Linked DNA regions of Mus musculus: regions 2 and 3 are each linked to region 1. A link is a contact called in ENCODE Hi-C or POLR2A ChIA-PET data. All regions are on one chromosome and are shown on one strand. The core of a region is the stretch at or near the end of the contact, and the rest is flanking DNA. Distances in the headings are between cores, read along the strand shown. Region 1 has its middle 8.0 kb from the start of Ahi1. Region 2 has its middle 15 kb from the start of Map7. Region 3 overlaps Pde7b (phosphodiesterase 7B).

Region 1 (4,606 bases), core at 1,324-3,823:
AGAGGAGCCACTGATAAACCATTTAACATCCAGCTTGGAGGTGCTGGATTTGGAGTTCACCTGATGGTTTTCAGTTCTGCTTTGGTCCAATGTTCCTTAGTACGCTCCATTTCCTTCCTTTTGGAATGGTAATGTATATTCTGTGACATTGTATGTGGGAAGCCTGTGATCTGCTTGTATCTTATTGTATTTATTTTTATTTTACTTGGATTACAGTTAAGAGATTGTCTTGAGTTTCAGATGAAACTTTGGACTTTGGATTTTTAAGCAGGCTTGGAACTATGGAAGACTATGGAGACTTCTGAAGTTGGACTAAATGCATTTTTCATTATGATAAGGGTACAAACCTGTCGTAGCCAGGGAGTAGAATGTGGTGTTTTAAAGGGGAATGGTACCATAGGCTCCTGTCTGAATACTTGGTGTTCAGGGCATGGAACTGTTTGGGGGGGATTAAAAGGTGACATTTTTGTTGGGGCTATGTCACTGGGGGTGGGCTTTGAGGTTTCCAAAGCCCATGCCAGGCCCAGTTTCTCTCTTTACAACTTGAAGACTGGATGCAAGCTCTCAGCTACTTCTCCAGTACCATGCCTGTCTGTTGCCACACTTGGTGTCATGGTAATAGTGGACTCACCCATTGAAACTTTCAAGTGCCTTCTTTTATAAGAGTGCCTTACTCTCCTCACAGAAATAGAACAATAACTAAGACAAGGACCATTCAATGGTCCTTAGACATTTGAAGCAAATTGGAAATGTGAAAATGCTAAGTAGGTGTTGTATGAGCTAACAGAAAAAAATGTTTTAAATGTTTTAAACTATTGTTTGCTCTTATTCTATCCAACATTGAACCATTTTTTATATTACTTTTTTTTCCAGTGTGTGTATGTGTGAATGTGTGTGTATATATGTGTGTGTGTGTGTGTTTGAGTGTGTGCATGTGTGTATGTCTGTGTGTCTGTATGTTTGCTGGTACCCACGGAGCCAGAAGAGAAGGTCAAATACCTTGGAACTGCAGTTGCAGGATGTTGTGAACCACCTAATGTGGGTGCTATGTGGAGAGTTATGTCCTCTGGTAAAAGAGCAAACTCTGTTGACTGATAAGCGTCTCTCTGGCCCCAGGGTGAACTGTTTCTTGACTAGATTGAAACCAGATTGTATACAATCACCACCAATGACCAGCTTAGTGGTTGGGTTTAAAAGGAGTTCCAAAGGAGTTCCCAAAGCCAAACTTATACAAGAAAATATCAGGGTCATGATTCTATTGTCTGCCTCTGGTGAGATCCACCACAGCTTTCAGAGTCCCAGTGATACAGTTATATCTGAGCAGCATGTTCAGCAAATTGTTGAGACATACTGAAACCTGCAACAGTTGTAGATGCTCTCCGTCAAGAGAGAGGCCCATTGCTTCTTCAGAGTGATGACTAACCTCAAGCTGCACAATCAGGTACTTCAAAATCTGAAGTAACTGTGCTCTGAGATGTGCCTTATCCACTACCTGAAGCTGACCACTACATGCCGTGACCTGACCACTACGTGCAGTTGACCTGACCATTACATGCTGTGACCTGACCACTACATGCAGCTGTCATGACCACTACATGCAGCTGACCTGACCACTACATGCCACTGGCCTCTCACCAACAGACTAGCACTGTTTTGAGCATCTCAACAACTTTTCACAGAAAAACCACTGCCAGCAGGTGCTTTCCAAAAGTAAACCAAACCCCAAGGCATAGGTTTTTGTTACAGAAAGACATTGGCAGAAAGAAATGTGCATTGTAATGGTTCTGATTTGGATTAGTAAAGATTTGATTGAGCCTAGGTATAATTATATAAAATTTGTGGTCTAAAAATTCAATTTCCTTTGCACCAACTTAATAGAAAAAGAGTACATTATGGCCTCAAACTAGCAAAAGGAAAGAGCTAACAAAGATTAGAGCAAAAACAAATGAAACAAACTATAAAAAAATCACTAAAAATAATTTGCATTTTGGAGCACAAAGTTGATAAACCTTTAGCTAGACTAAAACAAAAAGAAAAAATTTCAAGTAAATAAACTGTAGACAGAAAGGAAGCCATCATAGAAATACAAAGAAGAAATCTATAGAGGATACTGTGAGCATTATTTCCCAAATTTGATAACTGCAAAGAAATAAATACATTCCTATAAACATACTAAGACAACACTGAATCATGATGAGATATTTTTTAAAAATGCACAGGTCAATAGTGAATAAGAATATTGGAACAGTAATTAACCACACCCCCAAAGCAAAGCTTAGTCACAAGTCCTCATTGGTGCCAGTGCCAACTCCCCAGCCCCCTCCAGAACACTTCTACAGACATTTAACAAGGGCAGCGTCCCTCTGATGCCAAAGCCGAACAATGACATTACAAGGGGAAAAAATTACAGGCTAATATCCCTGGTGAAAATGGATGCAAAATTCTCAGTGTAACACTCCCATACCAAACACAGCATCCCATTTAGAAGATGATACAGAGAGGTGCTGGTGCTTTTCAATTCTAGTGTTATTTCTCTCTTATCTCACATGCAACGGTCCTTCGGTTGTCATAGCAACAGCCTGTGTGTTTCTGTGGCAACCAGGCCTTCTAGAAGTAGGCTTCCTTCTTTCAGTCTCTGTTCCTTCCTCAGGCACTATTCCTTCTGTTCTAGGAGTGTTGGCTTTCTGCAGCCACTCTTCCTGCATACTGCAGGTTCCCCCTTCAGTAATTGATACACCGTCTACTTAGCTTATTACTTATTAAATTCACAACTATATTCTCTATTCAAACACTAATATGATTTTTGTTTTCTGACTGAGACTTGCCTGGTATGATGTTCCGTATGAAATGGAGTCTTTAAAATGCTGAAAAACTGAACATGAGAGATCAGATCAGACCCTTAGAATTTATGCATTTTTTAGTTACCATGAAACATATCAGATTGTTACATGATTAATAAATTCTCCCAGAATATAAAAATAAGCCCATCAGCAATAGAAGACTTTGGGAGTGAGACTGTGGCAGGGAAGAAGAGTGAAGATCAACGTAAAAGTGCAGATTTCTTTATCTTTCAAGGTCATGTGTCAGGAAATAAGATATAAGGCAGACAGTGATGGGACACACCTTTAATCTCAGCACTTGGGAGGCAGAGGCAAGCAGATCTCTAAGTTGGAGGCCAGCCTGGTCTACAGAACAAGGACAGCCAAGGCTACACAGAGAAAACCTATCTCAAAAAAAAAAAAAAGAGAAAAGGGGAGAGACAGAAAATATGTATTGTTGATTAAAAGCAAGAAGTTAACATGTTGCTTAAACATATAGAGTAACAAACTAAAATGATTAAAACACAAAGATAACAAAGTCATAATAATTTAATACTTTACATGTATTGAACCATTTATCCTAACAATAATTAATTCTCTAAGAGTTTTTACCAATGAGGATAACGTACCTAGGTCACACAGGTGGTAAGTGACTCAAGTAGGATTTGACAATGTGCATCTCAGGCCAGTACTACAACATAACTGGGCATGGTGGTGCACACCTATAATCCTGCACCCAGGAGGTAGATCCAAAAGATGATGAATTCAAATTCATCCCCAGCAACACAGCAAAATCAAGGCCAGCCTGGGCTCACTGAGCCCTTGTCTCAGAATGAATAAATGAATAAATGATAGCTGGAGAGATGGCTCAGTGGTGAGGAGCACTTGCTCTTGCAGAGGACCTGAGCTACTTCCCAGCAACCACACAGCAGCTCATAGCAATCTGCAACTCCATTCCAGGGGATCTGACAGCTTGTTCTGTTCTCCAGGGGAATTTGGTACACCCAAGGTACATATACGTGGGGAATCAGGTACACACAAAGTACATATACATGCATGCAGGCCAACATTCTTTCACATAAAATAGAAATAAAAATAAAATATAAAAAGGTAAATAAATTCAAGCTGGTAGAATTACCATTAGTGAACACATTTGGGCAATAAACCAATGCATAGTAAATTGTAACGAAGTCTTTTTTTTCCTTTTTCCAATTTTTTATTAGATATTTTCTTCATTTACATTTCAAATGTTCTCCGAAAAATCCCCTATACCCTCCCCCCGCCCCGCACCCCTACCCACCCACTCCCACTTCCTGGCCCTGGCATTTCCCGGTACTGGGGCATATAAAGTTTGCAAGACCAAGAGGCCTCTCTTCCCAATGATAGCCTACTAGGCCATCTTCTGCTACATGTGCAGCTAGAGATACGAGCTCTGGGGGTACTGGTTAGTTCATATTGTTGTTCCACCTATAGGGTTGCAGATCCCTTTAGCTCCTTGGGTACTTTCGCTAGCTCCTCCATCCAATAGCTTATTGTGAGCATCCATTTCTGTGTTTGCCAGGCACTGGAATAGCCTCACAAGAGACAGCTATATCAGGGTCCTTTCAGCAAAATCTTGCTGGTGTATACAATAGTGTCTGCATTTGGTGGCTGATTATGGGATGGATCCTCAGGTGGGGCAGTCTCTGGATAGTCCATCCTTTCATCTCAGTTCCAAACTTTGTCTCTGTAACTCCTTCCTTGGGTGTTTTGTTCCCAATTCTAAGAAGGGGTGAAGTGTACACATT
Region 2 (4,606 bases), core at 528-3,027, 790 kb before region 1:
CTCCTAGGGAGGTCCTTTTCCTCCTACCCTGCCCATTTGGGACAGCTGTGCTTGAGTTCGGGAGGTGCCGGTTTGCTCTGGAACCTGGAAGGAGAGCTTCTTTTCAGAGCAGCTGTGTAGACCAGATGGAGGAAGAAAGGAGAGAGAGTTTGGTCTCCAGACTTAACTCTGAGGTCCCTGGATAGAGCTAGGTAGGCACTGGCCTGTCAGTGGGTATAAAAAAAGGAGGCCGGTTTGGGACTCTGAGATGTCAGAGGATCACAGGTAAAAAGAAGACACAAGGCGATCCACTTTTAATTGGTTCATTAGTTTAAGCTTGACCCGAACATATTAGTGAGTACAACTGAGTAAAAGAAAAGGTGGAAAAGTGTCAGTAGTGATGCCAGATAGTTAACTGGTGAACCTGCAGGAACAGACACGAGGTCAGGTCTGAAGGCCACTCCAGGAAAGATCAGAAAGAAAAACTGCAGACAGGATAGACAACCATTCAAAATGGAGGAGGGACAGACAGCCAAGTCAGAGAAGTGAGAGATGCCCAAGAGGGACAAAAAGGTCAAACATTCCAAAACTGAAATGATATTTTAAAGCCATTACTTTGGATTGAGGTTTCCACTGGTTTCTCCTAGCAGAGGAATTTCAGTTGGTCCAAGAGTTGGGGGCACATCCTTTATAATAATGATTAATAGATTGAGCATTGGAAAGATGAGATAGCCCAGTAGACCGTTCCATAAAAGTTGCCAGAAAAAAAAAATCAATACATTAGAAATTCTCGAATAAGTAGAGGTGGGTTTTTTGTTTTTGGTTTTTTTGTTTTTTGTTTTGTTTTGTTTTGTTTTTTCTGAGACAGGGTTTCTCTGTATAGCCCTGGCTGTCCTGGAACTCACTTTGTAGACCAGGCTGGCCTCGAACTCAGAAATCTGCCTGCCTCTGCCTCCCGAGTGTTGGGATTTAAGGCATGCCCGGCTAGTAAAGGAGTTTTTAATTGTTTTTTAAATGTGTTGTTTCAGTAGACTGTCAACGTAGCTATAGATGTATAACCATCACTGTCGATAGGGCTTAGAGTCTTGTCTTCCAGAGCTCCCTCTGGCTCATTTCCCACCCACTGATCTATTTTCCATCTTTGCTTTGACTTTTCCCAGAGTCTTAAGTGGAAGCATACCATGTAACCTTTGCAGGGGTGCCGCCCCCCGCCCCCACAGCCTAATGTATTTGAGATCTGAGCACACCGTGATGTGCATTGGTAGTTCCCTGCCCTAGCACCTAGTGCTTCCCTGTCCCCAACTTAAGGACGTCCAGTCACTCCTAGGTTTGGGTAGGAGAAACAACTGTTGCAAATATTCGTATGTTGGTTTTTACGTCACTGGTTTCATTTATGGCAGATACTTACATTGTTGTCTCCAATGTGATTGTGTAAGACGTTGCCACTTCTAGGGTGGCTGTACACCTTTTTCTGTGAGCGTCCTGTGAGATTGTTCTGCATCCTTTTCGGCCCTTGTATATTTTGTTGATTTGATGGTTTTCATTTTAGTCACTCCACTAAGTTTTTTAAGTAAGCTGTAATTGCTTCAAAGTGAGATATTTTTTGCTTGATGCTAATGCAGTCTCTGAAATGAGGTCATGTTGAGCCCAGAACCCAGGGTTCTGTTTGGTGGCTTGCTGTTCTGTGATTCTGGGAACTGAGCTCAGGGCCAGGTCCATATCAGACAAGTTCTTGATCACCAGCTATATTCCCAGCTCTAGAGTCTGTCTGACGCCCATCTTGGCTTCATCTCCTTTTCTCTTATCCCCAAGGCCTTTCTTCCTTCCTGTGCAGCCTGTGCTCTGAGATTGTGAGCCGACGCACTTTCACACAGAGGACCCGTGCCAGTGCCCTTCTCTCTCCTCTCCGGGGCATCTGTACTCTCATCCCTAGACCTGACAAGGAGCTTTTGTATTAGAATATTGTAAATAGCCTGGCGTGGTGATGCTGGCCTGCAGGGCGGGCTCCCCTCATGGTCTCCATGAGTCTACATAGTAAGTACCAGGCCAGCTAGTGAGACCCTGGATCTAGAAAAATGAAAAGAAAGCAAGCTGGGAATACTGGTTGTATATCTTGTCTTGTGATCCCATTTCTTGGGACTCACTCTGTTATCAAGATGAATGCTTTGTGTTAATCTCCAGTTTGTGAAATGCTCTCAGTGCCTGTAGTCTGTCGCTGAACTCTTTATCTCTGTCAGGGACCAGGTCTTCGTGCTTGTTGCAGTGAGACTTGTTCTCCAGTTTAAGGCTCTACTCCCCAGCAATGTGCCTCCTACCGCCTTACTATTATAAATTACTATTTATAATTTTCCTTATAATGTTTAGTTGTTTGCAATGTAAATTAAATGACATTTCACTGCTTTTTCCTGTTAAGGATTATTCTCTTTAATATGTATTTAAATTCAGAACTAGTTGAAAAATTAGATTTTTTAATTAGGTGTTACTTCAAGTTTTACTTTTTCATTATTTCTTGTTTATGTGTATGTTTGAGAGTATAGCGTGTATAATTCGGGCATATATATGAGTGTGTAAGGTTTATACACCTGTGCGTGTTAATGTGGCTGGACTGCTTCATCACTCTATGCCTATTCCTGAGACAGAAACTCATTGATTAAGGAGGCAAGCCTCGCCCCCAGTCCTTCTGTCTCCACCTCACAGCTCTGGAATAATAGATGCACCCATTCATACTGCATTCACACCGGCTTTCTAGATGGATACTGGAGATTCAACTGGGGTCCCACACTGACTCACAGACATCTTATTCACTGAGCCATCTCTCCAACCCTTTTTCTTTTTTTCTCTAGAGCTACTAGGGATCAGATACAGGGAGGACCTTTTGCATGTTAGGCAAATGCTCTGAACTGAGCTGCACCCCATGATAATGACTTTCAATGCTAATTTGCAGATATGTATGTTTTTGACAACATGAAAATAACTAAGTTTAAAAAAATAAGTCAAAGTCAGCTACATTCAGCATGTCCTCCTCTTGGATGCTCCCACAGAGCTAGTTATGAGAGCCACATTGATTGCTGCACTGTTTAAAATAGCTAAGAAACGGAACTGGCCTAGACGTCCATCAGTAGGCGAAAGGATAAAGAAACTTCACTGTGGCCCAGTGAAGCATGGTGGCCAACACCTTTAATCCCAGCATTTGGGAGGCACAGGCAGGCGGGTCTCTGAGTTCAAGGCCAATCTGGTCTACACAGTGAGTTCCAAGACAGCCAGAGCTATACAGAGAAACCCTGTCTCGAAACCGCCACCCCCACCCCCACCCCAAAAAAAGCAGGACTCAGACGAGTATATTTTCTGTACTATATTGAATTTAGACTTCATAGTGTGTGTGATGAAAATGTACCCCTGTAGTCCTAGTGCTTGGAAGATGGGTGCAGGAGGGTCAGAAGTTCAAGGCCAGCCTTGGCTACAGGAGATTCTATTTTAAGAAACTGTCTGGGGAGGAGATCAAGAGTGAATGCAAAGAAATCTAGAGGGGGTGGGGAGTAATTGAATTCCTGTGGAGTAGCATGCCAGCTGAGCTGGGGCATTTAGGGAGGGGGAACCAGCAACGTGGGGGTGGGTAGGGGGACAAGCCCTGGAGATGAATGAAGACAGTATAATATGCGTATGGAAAGGCCAAAATGAAACTTTGTGCGAGCTTAATATGAAAAGCCAGTTGCCTGAGAAAAAGCCCAGGGTTGGCAGAACTAACCAGACAGTACAGGTGGGCACAGCAACCCGAAGGAAAGAGTGGGAACTTGCAAGTAGATGCCATCTGTGAACTGCACTTTGCAAGATTGTTAATAAAATCCTGGGTCTAAGTTTAGAACATTACCGTATGAGGTACCTTAAAATTCTGTGGCTTTCTAACAATTGCCAGCCAAACCTCCTTTTTAAAGTTGGCTTTCTGGTATCAGACCCATCCTGTACTGTGTTGTAAAATGGGGTCACTGACACCACATCGAATATAGAAAGAAGCTAGACTCTAGGGTAAGTTCAAATTTCAAGGTAAAATTCTAGCAAGAACCCCCTTTCTCCAAACCATGCGGGATAGCGCTGAAATGCATAATTATTTATCTTTTTTTTTCTTTTTCTTCCCGAGACAGGGTTTTTCTTTGTAGCCCTGGCTATCCTGGAACTCAATCTGTAGACCAGGTTGGCCTCGAACTCAGAAATCTGCCTGCCTCTGCCTCCCAAGTGCTGGGATTAAAGGCGTGCGCCACCACAGCCCAGCTAATTATTTACTTATAAATCAGATGAATTCCTATTGCAGGAAGCTTGACTGCTTCTCAAGATTTTAATCTGGATGGGTGGTTCTCGGAAGCTCCTGACCTGAGACTTCTGTGTGGCAGACTGGACAGACAGGCCCGGGGCGCCTGCTTTCTGCATTCCAGCTGATTGTTTCTATACAAGGTTCTAAGTTAGCCCACAGCTAACTTGAATAAGGCTTACTCCTTGGGCAGAAGGTCATGTTGTTGGCACTATTGCTGAGGTCACCTGCTAGAACACCATAACTTCAGATCAGGGGTTCTTAGTTTTGGCAAAAAAGTTAAAATCACTTGGGACCTAGAACCCCATGGTGCCCAGGCAATTG
Region 3 (4,606 bases), core at 959-3,458, 540 kb before region 1:
TAAAAAAACAAAACAAAACAAAACCCAGATTTCAACTCACCAATTTGTATGCTAGGGATTGAATCTTTCTGTTGATTACAAAGAGGACTGATTTCCAGTTCAAACTTCTGTTCAAGGTCACCTAAGAAGAAAGAAGAACAAGAAACACATAGCAATTTAAGAGTTCATAGAATGTGTATCAAAAACTTTAATGATCCAGTTGGAGGAAATCGTTCTGGGGGTTACTGTTGCTTCCCTTGGAATATTCATGAACCCCTTAGGACCACTGGCTTACAGAGCTGCCTAAAGACAAACCCACAGGGCATCAACAATCCCTAACAGTGGCTCCTTTGAGTAGGTATGCTTGACAGTGGGACAAACTTTTAAAAATTGCATCTATTTATTCTCTCTCTCTCTCTCTCTCTCTCTTTCTCTCTCTCTCTCTCTCTCTCTTGTGTGTGTGTGTGTGTGTGTGTGTGTGTGTGTGTGTGTGTGTAGGTAGGGGACAATCAGTAGGAGGAGACTATTTTTAACATGTCAAATCTGGGGATTGAGCATGGGTTGTCAGTCTTGGTGGCAGGTACCATTGCCATTTTCAGTGATAGAAAAGTTTTCTACACACTCTATTCTGGGGACTCTCTGAAGCATGTCCAACACACTAGGAACTAAAATTTTAATTTCTTTTTACATTATAATTAATTAAAATTTAGCTAAGCCACATGAGCCTCAGAGATACCATAGTTTGGAGAGCAATGAGCCCTCCATTACAGGCCTGTCCCATTACCTGTCTTTCTGTGAGGTGTTCTTTATTCTTTCTCTTACTCACCAGACAAGTATGAAACACTTGTCTTCAAGAATTCTACTAACCAATGTAGAAAGTACAGAGAGGAAAACTCAACAGTCTCTCCTCTGGGAATGTTGCAGATTAGCATTTGGGGTCTTACAATGGTACCAGCCATATTTCTTGATGGCAACTGTAACATACCATGCAGAGTTATTCATATAAAAATACATTTTACTGAGGATTAGACAAAGATAGAGTGGATGTTTAATAAAAACTTCTGGAAAACTAGGTTACTTGTGGACATATCAACCCATATTTACAAAGAACCTTTTTAAAGCGTTGAGGACTGGAGGGGAGGAATACCTGACCTCACAGTTTTCCTAATTCATAAGCTGCCATTTTTCTCCACCCAACCCTGTACCTGAAACCTCAACTTAAAGGATATTTTTTGTTTGTTTAATGTGATGCATGATATCTGTCATGTTTGTCCTAACTGGGCATAGTGGCCCTCACATCCTAGGATCTGAGGCAGGAGTGTAAGTTTGAGACCAGCCTCTCCTAAATATCAAGGCCTTGTCTCACAGCAGCAGCAGCAGCAGCAGCAGCAGCAGCGACAACTAAGAACTGTTGAAAGAAGCCTGGCTGCTGGGGAGATGAGCTGGCATTTGAGTCCAGATCCACAAGCAAAAGCCAGATGGGGCTCATCAAGATGACAGGAGTCATTCCTATAGAGTTAAAAGACATCCACTAGGGGAAAAAGATAGTTCCGATGAGCAGAGTCTGTTCTTCTCAAAGCAGACGGGATGTCTGGACTGCAGGGCCCTTAACTGAAAGGGAACAAGTCAGTTCCTTGGTTCCTTGGTCTGCTGGGAGATCTGCAGTGTAGGTGAAAGCTCTTCCCTAGTGACCGTGGTGGCAAACATTCCCGGTCTTTCTACGTAACTGTGCTGCATCTCATTAGGGCAGGTTTTTGCAAAGAAACATAGTAACCTGATTGCCCGATGCCATCGATTCCTTGTAGTTAGTAACTTTGATTCCTGAACTCTGTGTCTGCCCAAGTGGTGCAACCACTGTCCCCAAGTCGCCTAGAGTCTGAATTAAGTGTCCGATGGGCAGATCAAAGCTTTAAACCACAATGGACAGCAATCATAGCCCATGATGGGATCAGAGGCAAGTGGGCCAGAGGAGAATCTTGATCTTCAATACTGTAGTCCTAGCCTTCTCTCCTGCTGCTATTTCAATAGTTTATGTATCACACCGGGAAGCAAGCACTCAGCCTAACTTTAAACCCTCTCTGCGCCAACTTCACCATGCTTACTTTTGTTCTCAGTGGAGACTTTATGTCTTGGCCAACGAGAACTGCGATTCTAACTTCTCATGACTCATGTTGACTGCACATGAAATTCCAGAGGCACAGACGTCACGTGAGCGCTTTTACTCCCAGACTGTGACAGTGAGCAGAGTCTCTGGCCTTGTGTGAACCCAGCCCTACTCTGTCGTCTGTCATTGGAACCACCGAGATGTCACTGACACATCTTTCAGTGGACATTTTTCCAAAAGGCTCACTGTTGCTGTCTGACCTCCTCACAGAGCTGGTATGTGGGACACTTCGAGCTTTATTTGTTCCCAGACTCTTAAACCTGATGCTGTCACTAGCACGAGGGCCCTGCTGGTGCCCGAGCAAACATTGTGAATGTTGAAACCCAGCCTGAAGAATCAAGCCTGTGTGTAAAGGCCTACTTCCCACCCAGCATCAAGATTCTGCTTGCCGATTTATTGCCTTCCTTATGAAGGAAGGTAACCTTTGAAAAAAAATTATGGTCTACCTTAGGGCCATTCAGCATTCCACAGTAAAACCCACATGTGTTATTGTTGAAACTGAATTCAAATGGTCTAACTCTTGTAAACTCTTGTTAGTTCTTGGCTAACTTTGACCTGTATCATTGGAAGTTTTAAGAACCAGAGAAAAAGGCATACAAAAGGCTCTGAATTATTCTCTCAGAATGGAAGACATTGACTTAAAAACAATGCTTAGCCTTCAGGCTGTGCTCAGCTCATTCAAATGAAGGTCAGGGCAAAAATCAAACTTGTCTGCCATACTGTTACAGTCACAGGACACACACACACACACACACACACACACACACACACACACACACACGGCTGTTTGTATGTGTCTCTGCAAATATGTGAATATATATACATATACACACATATATGGCTGTCTGTGTCTGTATGTGTATGTGCATCTTGCTTTGATTCATTGTGTTGTGTTGTTATTACCTGTTTCCATAATAAGTCTGTGATATTTATTATATTTATTTAAATCTTTCTTCCCCATGAAAGGGTTGGATGAGTCACAAGAAACTTAAAGGAGAAGGCTAGGATAATTAGAGTAGATGAAAGGATTGATGTTAGCCGCTCCTGTTTTATTGGGAGAACTGTCCAAAAGGAGGCAGGGAGAGGAAGCCTTGGCTGTGGGTTCTACCAACCTTGTCTGTAGAATTCCTCACAGACCCTTTCACTCCACTGCTTGCTCATCTCCCAGATACGACAAGGATTGCAAATGTCAGCACACTTCAAGGCGATCTGAGAATGGACAGGGCACAGAGACAGGGCGGTCAGAGAGAATGTTCTTTCATTTGCAAATGTACCCAAGCCAAAGGTGCTGCAAGGTCCGTCAGTCTGTCTCAGGTACCAAGCCCATGTTTACAGAGGACTTCCCGGACATGCTTCTTCAGGAGACAACTGTTATTCACAACTGCACAAAGCCCTTCATTCAGAACCCCCCACGTTATAACAATGAGAAGAGAACAGTCACCATTCGAGGGCACTGGAGAGGACTCAGGTGGGCAAGCCAATGAAAGCCCTGGTCTGGCTCCTTATGTTATTCTATCCCTCTGAGACAGGTTGTTGCAGGGATCTGGCCAGACTCAAATATGATCACTGAAAGTCACTGTTCTTATTTTTTCCATTGAATTTTAAAATTATTCTATTTATTAAATTATATTAATTTTATATAATTATAATAAAACAATAATAATTTATTAAACTATTCATACATTAAATCCTGGTGGTAGTTTCCCCTCCCTCCCTCCCTCCCTCCCTCCCTCCCTCCCTCCCTCCCTCCCTCCCCCTGCCACCTCCATCTCCCCCACCTCTCCCTTCCACATCCACATCCACTCCTCTTCCATTTCCTTTCAGAAAAGGGCAGGCCTTCCAGAGATATCAACCAAACATGGCATATCAAATTTCAATAAGACTAGGCACCTCCCTTATATTAAGGCTGGACTAGGCAACCCAGTAGGAGGAAAAGGGTCCCCAAAGCAGGCAAAACTGTCAGAGACAGCCCCCCACTCCCTCTGTTAGGAGTCCCATAAAAACACCAAGCTATACAACTATAACGAATCTACAGAGGACCTAGGTTAGATCCATGCAGCCTCCCTGGTTGTCAGTTCAGTCTCAGATGGAAGATACTCTCATGTTGACACTCTCTGTGTATGTCTTAAAGTGTGTTTGCATGTACATGTCTGTGTAGTATAAACATGCTTAGACTGCCAGCCAAGATACTACTAAGTCATATTAAACCTGGCAATCTTGTGTTTCCGTCTTGGGTTGCTAGATATTGCTCTGGATCTGGGGTGTCTGTTTGGTTTTGTTAGTAGTGATGATTCTCGGAGAGTTCTCTTGAATTCCCATATAAGAAGGTTCTCCTTTTTGACCAACAACTACTAAGACACGGCAGCCTGGAGACCTGCCCACTAGCAGTGTTTATTGCTCTGACATACTTCTTTAGACCACAGAGTAGCCAGGAGTGTTGGGGTCTAGGAGAGCCTTAGATGG

The links. A loop is a pair of places that touch in the nucleus more often than their neighbours do. ChIA-PET counts read pairs that join two places held with the same protein, here RNA polymerase II (POLR2A).
Region 2: a loop to region 1 is called in a map of heart, with 2.9 times the contacts of the local background. The contact joins two enhancer-like sites. A Hi-C loop is called at or near these places in 2 of 37 maps with a recorded cell type or tissue (Patski and heart).
Region 3: a map of heart shows a loop between it and region 1 (3-fold over the local background). The contact joins two enhancer-like sites. A Hi-C loop is called at or near these places in 7 of 37 maps with a recorded cell type or tissue (Patski, heart and left cerebral cortex). POLR2A ChIA-PET finds 5 or more read pairs at or near these places in 1 of 5 experiments (embryonic stem cell).

Annotation. Positions count from the first base shown.
Region 1 is chr10:20,942,226-20,946,831 of GRCm38, forward strand. No RefSeq gene overlaps it. Among named protein-coding and RNA genes, the nearest start is that of Ahi1, 8.0 kb to the right of the region's middle. Within about 2 kb of position 2,574, at least 1 of the 3 ENCODE cell types and tissues checked has a DNase peak (open chromatin) inside an H3K27ac peak, as active enhancers do.
Region 2 is chr10:20,153,759-20,158,364 of GRCm38, forward strand. It overlaps a transcript of Map7 not described here. Among named protein-coding and RNA genes, the nearest start is that of Map7, 15 kb to the right of the region's middle. Within about 2 kb of position 1,778, at least 1 of the 3 ENCODE cell types and tissues checked has a DNase peak (open chromatin) inside an H3K27ac peak, as active enhancers do.
Region 3 is chr10:20,407,088-20,411,693 of GRCm38, forward strand. It overlaps Pde7b (phosphodiesterase 7B), which reads right to left. Exons shown (of 12, transcript NM_001347366.1): 10 at 3,256-3,352; 11 at 41-121. Among named protein-coding and RNA genes, the nearest start is that of Mtfr2, 62 kb to the left of the region's middle. Within about 2 kb of position 2,209, at least 1 of the 3 ENCODE cell types and tissues checked has a DNase peak (open chromatin) inside an H3K27ac peak, as active enhancers do.